Linked DNA regions of Homo sapiens: region 2 is linked to region 1. Evidence: chromatin loops called from intact Hi-C (ENCODE). Cell type or tissue: chondrocyte. All regions are shown on one strand. Links, peaks and the distances in the headings refer to the core of each region. The heading gives the core; the rest is flanking DNA. Region 1 overlaps GRK3 (G protein-coupled receptor kinase 3). Region 2 has its middle 17 kb from the start of CRYBB2.

Region 1 (2,920 bases), core at 154-2,653:
ACCCATTGTTTGCCCATGAAAATGATGTAGAGCTAACTTGGGCAGGATGTGTGTTTTCCCATCATTTATAATGTCCTGAACAATTTTCCAACTCATTTAGGGGAAACGTGCAGCTGTTCCATTCTATCTGTAGTTCAGAAAGCTGCACTTGACCACAGGACATGTGAATTCTTTTCCCACAACGCTCCCTGATGCAGCCAGCATGTTGCATGGGAAGAGCTTGGCCGTGCCTTGTAAGCTGTTGACAGGCCTGTTACTGTCTCCTATTTAAAGCGGCTGCATCAGGGAGCAGCTGCGATCACACAGGATCTGTGCACACCACGTGCCTCACTCAGAATGGAGATTATTACTATCATAGGTTTTCTTTAACGTTTTTCAAAATAGAAACCAAGTCTTTGGCTTTGTTCACAAAGAATAATCAAGAATATATTGGAAACAGATGTGCATCAAGATTTCAACTTGAAAGACCAAACTGTCTGAACATGGCAGCATAGACTTGAATAGCTGAAGAGCATTTTCTGATAATTTCTCATTGAGCCGGACATGGAATCGCTATATTTATAAATGGAATTTGTAGCAATGGGGCCCATGTGCTGGAAATGGTTTTGGCACCACTAACTTTAACTCCAAGTCCCCTCGCAAGCCTCCCTGTGGTCTCATGAAAGACTTTTTAAATTTAGCACAGAGCGCTTGTGTCAGAACACAGCAGGCTGCAAGTACATCGGGACCAGATGCAGGAGTGGGGTCCTCTGGCTTTGCACGCAGGAGCCAGGTCCGAGGGATTTGTCAAAACACCAGGAGATCTTCACTTAATCCCTTTTTATACATTAAGGAACATCGTCGGGTGGAAACAGCTAAGTGTCAAGCAGGGAGACTAAGGTTTTCATAAGATTTGATAAACTTTCATTCCTTTTCTCTGCAACCTCAAACATGTTAATATTTCTGTGCATTTTGTATAAAAGAATGATACAAGTATGTTTTTAAAAATTATAAATAACAGATATTGTTTGCTTTTATATCTGCTTTTTAAATGTGGTAATTGTACATTTTTTCCTTGGAAATAAGGCAAAAAGAATATTTCCAATCAAAATCTGTTTTAAAAGTTAACAAATGCTTGCTGGGTGCTAATTTACCTTGTTTTGATCTTTTTTTTTTTTCCCAAATTAATGCTTTTAAGAGATGGCAATTAGTTTGTGTTTCACTGCATGATATGGAAGGAAATAAAGGACTAGAGTGCCCTCTCTTGTACAAAAAGAAAATTAAAGTGTTTCAGACAATAAATGGCCTGAAATGTAATAATCTCAAAAGATAGTTCAATGTATAACCTAATTAATTCAGTAGGATGACCAGCTCAGTAGCAGTAAGTAGCAGTGCAAGATAAGTGGCATTTTAATTCTTTTTTAGAATCTCTGATTTATGTGTTCAACATTCTAATCCATTTTATGGAGTTAATATTAAAATATTTTGCATAATATCCTGCCTGCCTCAGATTATGTCATATATGCCTTATAAATAAATTTATAAGATGACTACTTTGTAGGCACATCTTGTTATAAGAAAAGTCAATCATATGTGTCCCTTTAATTTTCAAAATGAAAAATAAACCATGGTAATTTAGTTTGCATATTTAATAGTGTCTTTTAATGATAAGATTTCCTTTGAAAGCCAGCTTCTCCAAAGTTTTTAAAACATGAGAGTGAGAATAATCTGTTTTACATAGTTCACCAAGTAGACATTCATTTCATAAAGTAAGAGTTATCTTTATTAATTTCACCAGTGGTTACTGTATTAGGTACCTACCGTGTACTGCCATTGTCTTGGCTACTTGCATAGATGTCACTTTAGTTTTTCCCTTCACTGCTTCTGTGAAGTATGCGGCTTGATCCCCGCTTTACAGATGAAGAATTGATACTGAAGGTTTCTATGTGGCTGACAGTCACTAAACCAACAAGTCACAACTTGAACCCAGCTTTTCTGACTCTGGAGTCGGGTTCTGCACAGGGAAAACAGGAAGCGCTCAGAGCTGTGGAGAATCTGCTGGTGCACGGTTAGTTTCTGTTTTCATCAAAGGGATGTATTACTTAAAATGACTGGTTTCTAGGGGTGAATCATTTCATCTCCTTCATGTTTTGGTTCAACTGCTGTTCCTTGGGCTGTTTGAGGGACCAATATCCATTTTTCTGAAAAATGTACATGAAAGTTATTGTTTAGCTCGAACTCTCATATGACAAATGTTATATAAATGACTTTTATTCTCATGATTACCTGTTGGCTAGTTATATATTCTTTTCTAATGATGTTTCCATTGGAACAGCGTATTTTAGGGCCACAAGTTCACTGAAGTGAGATTCAGGCAGTTCAAGTAAGATACAAGTCTTGCTATTTCAGGACCTAGCATTTATTCACCAGTTCTTCCATGGAAATGATAAATGTTTACGGCTTTTGCATTTCTCCAGTTTTGAATGAATAGTGATAGGACATCATACTTTACCCAAATATTAGTCAGTGATATGTTCTATATCACCTGATGCCATATTTTGATAGAACAATTCTTTATTTCTACAGTCACAGCCCTTTCAGACAACATAAAACCAAAGACAAGCATGAAATTGACCGAATGACACTCACCGTGGTAAGGGGATTCAAAACTGTATTCTTGTCTGTATGGTAATTGTCATGCTTCATTCCGTCAATAATAAAAAAATGCTATTACATAAAATGTTATAGGAAATATAAAATTATGTATAGACATAATAAAAATTTGCTTTCTTGAAACAAATAAATGCAGATACAATTTCTAAAAGAATTTCTAGGGGAAACATTAATGGAAATAGATGCCAAGGCAAAAATCAGGATTTACTAACGAACAGTATGAGGAAGCTAAAGAAAATCGAGAACAGAAGTAAAGAAATCAAAGAAA
Region 2 (2,920 bases), core at 168-2,667, 470 kb before region 1:
TCTAAGCTACTTCCTTGAGGAAAAGACTCGAGCTGAGATCTCAAGGAGGAGTAGAAGTTGCAAGGGTAAAGAGGCCAAAGAAGAGTGTCCTGATGACAGTGGCACGTGCAAAGGCCCTGTGGTGGGAGGAGCCTGGTAGCTCTGAGAAACTCCACAAAGGCACGGTGGTGGCTGGAATGCAGAGATGGGGGGGGGGGTGGCACATGGAAAACCCTGTTAAAGTGGTTAAAATGATTATCATAAAGGTGGAAATTAGTAAGTGCTAAATAAATGTTACTCTCATCCATTTCTTCATTGATTCTTCAATCAATATCTATTGAGTGCCTATTTCACTCCTGGAACTGGGCAGAGTAGGGATACAAAGTAAAACAGATTCCCTGCCCCTAGAAGCTCTCACTCTGGGGGGATTGTAATAGTTGGAGAGTAGAGCAATGGTGATTATTATGGGTTGAATGAGAACCCCCCAAATTCATATGCTGAAATCCTAATCCTCAATACCTTAGAGAATGTGACCTTATTTGGAAACTGGGTCATTGCAAGTGCAGTTTTTTTTATGCGATAGGGTCTCACTCCGTTGTCCAGGCTGGAGTGTGGTGGCACAATCATATCTCACTGCAGCCTCCAACTCCTGGGCTTTCAAGTGATCCTGTTGCCTCAACCTCTGGAGAAGCTGAGACCGCAGGCGTGTGTGACCACACCTGCTAACTTTTTTATTTTTTATTTTATGTAGAGATTTGGGGGGTGGGGGGGTGTCTTACTGTGTTGCCCAGGCTGGTCTCGAACTCTTGGCCTCAAGCAATCCTCCCGTCTCCACCTCCCAAAGTGCTGTGACTGCAGGTGTGAGCTACCATGCCCGGCCAAATGTAATTAGTTATTTTAAGAGTAGATCACACTGGAGTAGTGTGGGCCCCTAATGGAATGTGACTGGTGTCTATGAAAATGGGAAACTTGGAGACAGCCACGCACACAGGGAGAATGTCATGTGAAGATGATGGGGTGATGTTTCTGCAAGGCAAAGAGTGCCGCAGATTGCCGGCCACCCACCAGAGGCTAGGAGAGAAACACGGAGAAGATTATCACTCGCAGCCCCCAGAGGGACCCGACCCTGCCAAAGCCTTGACCTCGGATTTCCAGCCTTCCTGGTGACTTTCCTAGAGAGTGCCCTGTCCGTCCTCGCTGGCCCTTTCTTCCCGTCCTCAAGGCGACACTTCCCCTGCAGCCACCAGGTGTCAGCAAAACGTCATCCTCGGGGCTCCTGGCCGGGCGGCCCGAGCTGCGCAGGCCCTGATTGGAGGCAAGCGCCGTCAGTCACAGGCGGGCAGCCCACGCTGGGCGGGGCCTCCGCGCCTCGCCTCCCTCAGTAGGGAAACTGAGGCTCAGAGGGCCTGGAGCTCAGACAGTCTTGCCCCTGGGCCGCTGACAGTGCCTGGGCAGGCCTCTAGAATCCCGTGTCTTTCTGCAGCCTTGCTTTCCAAAACTTGTTGGGAGGGGGAGAAAAAAAAATCAAATCCACCAACCATTCTTTGCCTTAGGAAGGTTATTCCAAGATTCCGAAGCGCTTTCTCACTCACGATGTCACTGGAAGCCGCGGAGCAAAGCCCGCCACTCAGGTAGGTGACAGAGCAACCGCTCCGTGCTTCAGTTTCCTCTAAAATGGGAGCAATAATAGTGCCGCTCAGAGGATTGCAGTGAAGAGTCCAGGACATGACGCTTGTGAAGTTTAGGGCAGAGCCAGGCACACAGCAAGGCCCTGGGTAAAGGAGCGCAGTGTGAGAAGTGCTCAGAGGTGGCTGTGGGGGTCGGGGTGGGAGCAGGGAAGGCTCCCGGGAGGAGGAGGCTTGGGTTTTGTAAGAGGAGTAGGAGTTTGCCAGATGGCCTGGATGGAAACCCCTTCCACATGTTCATTCACCAACTCATTCATTCCTGTCACAAAATTACAACAAATTTAGTTTAAAGGCCTTAATTGACTTTTGTTTGTTTGTTTCTTTTTGTTTTTGTTTTTGAGATGGAATCTCGCTCAGTCACCCAGGCTGGAGTGCGGTGGCACGATCTCAGCTCACTGCAACCTCCACCTCCCGGGTTTAAGCAATTCTCCTGTCTCAGCCTTCGGAGTAGCTGGGACTACAGGTACATGCCACCACCCCCGGCTATTTTTATTTTTGTATTTTTAGTAGAAAGGGGGTTTCACCATATTGGTCAGGCTGGTTTTGAACTCCTGACCTCAGATGATCCACCCGACTCGGCCTCCCAAAGTGCTGGGATTACAGGCGTGAGCCACCGCGCCCAGCCCTTAAATGACTTCTATTTGCCATTCTAGAATTGGGCAACACCTCATTCTGTAAAGTAGAATGTGTGTCCAGATGAGTTGAACAGAAGAGATTTCTTTACAGATGGCAATGGGCAGAAGGAAGAAGACACAGAGAACAATAAAGCAGAATGGTCCTTTCAAAGTTACTTTCGTTGTAAAGGTTAAATCCTAGGGAACTTCGTTCTCCTATCGGCTGAAACTGGAAGGCAGGGCAAACACCTTGGTTTGGGCTTGCTGGTGTGGCACGTAAGCACGAGCAACTCCATTTTGGTTTGGTCTGTGGGGCCTAGGGCAGGAGCTCAGTCCAAACCAATGGCTCCTATAAACTTCTTGAGCACTCCCATCTTCCTCCTGCCGCCCTTCCTCTGCTTCCCTCTTCTTCTTTGCCCTTTCCCTGCTCTTCCTCCTGGTCCTATGGTTTCTCCTGCTCTGCAGCCCCACTTTTCTCCAACCTCCACCTTCTCTCCTTCCTCTCCTCCTCACTGTCATGTCCCCAGGGTCAGCTCAATCCCAGATGCAGCCACTCAGCCAGGCCCCAACCTCATCCCCTAGCCTGATGTGGTGGAGGGACGGGCAGCTGGAGCAGGTGGGCTTATGAAGGTGGACAGACGC

What was found. Hi-C counts contacts between places; a loop is a spot of excess contacts. Peaks named below come from ENCODE experiments on the same cell type or tissue, not always from the same donor. Only the 100,000 strongest peaks of a DNase experiment are listed, where the experiment ranks them.
Region 2: it touches region 1 in a loop (4-fold over the local background); 6 of 110 quality-filtered maps call a loop at or near these places.

What each region holds. Positions count from the first base shown.
Region 1 is chr22:25,700,945-25,703,864 of GRCh38, forward strand. It overlaps GRK3 (G protein-coupled receptor kinase 3), which reads left to right. Exons shown (of 21, transcript NM_005160.4): 14 at 2,566-2,632. Among named protein-coding and RNA genes, the nearest start is that of MYO18B, 40 kb to the right of the region's middle. RefSeq lists enhancers at 1,974-2,073, 2,623-2,920. In chondrocyte, for the core only: CTCF peaks have their summits at 1,223 (motif pointing left) and 1,425; no DNase peak of the experiment used is centred there.
Region 2 is chr22:25,234,781-25,237,700 of GRCh38, forward strand. No RefSeq gene overlaps it. Among named protein-coding and RNA genes, the nearest start is that of CRYBB2, 17 kb to the left of the region's middle. In chondrocyte, for the core only: CTCF peaks have their summits at 1,225 (motif pointing right) and 1,425; a DNase peak (open chromatin) is centred at 1,251.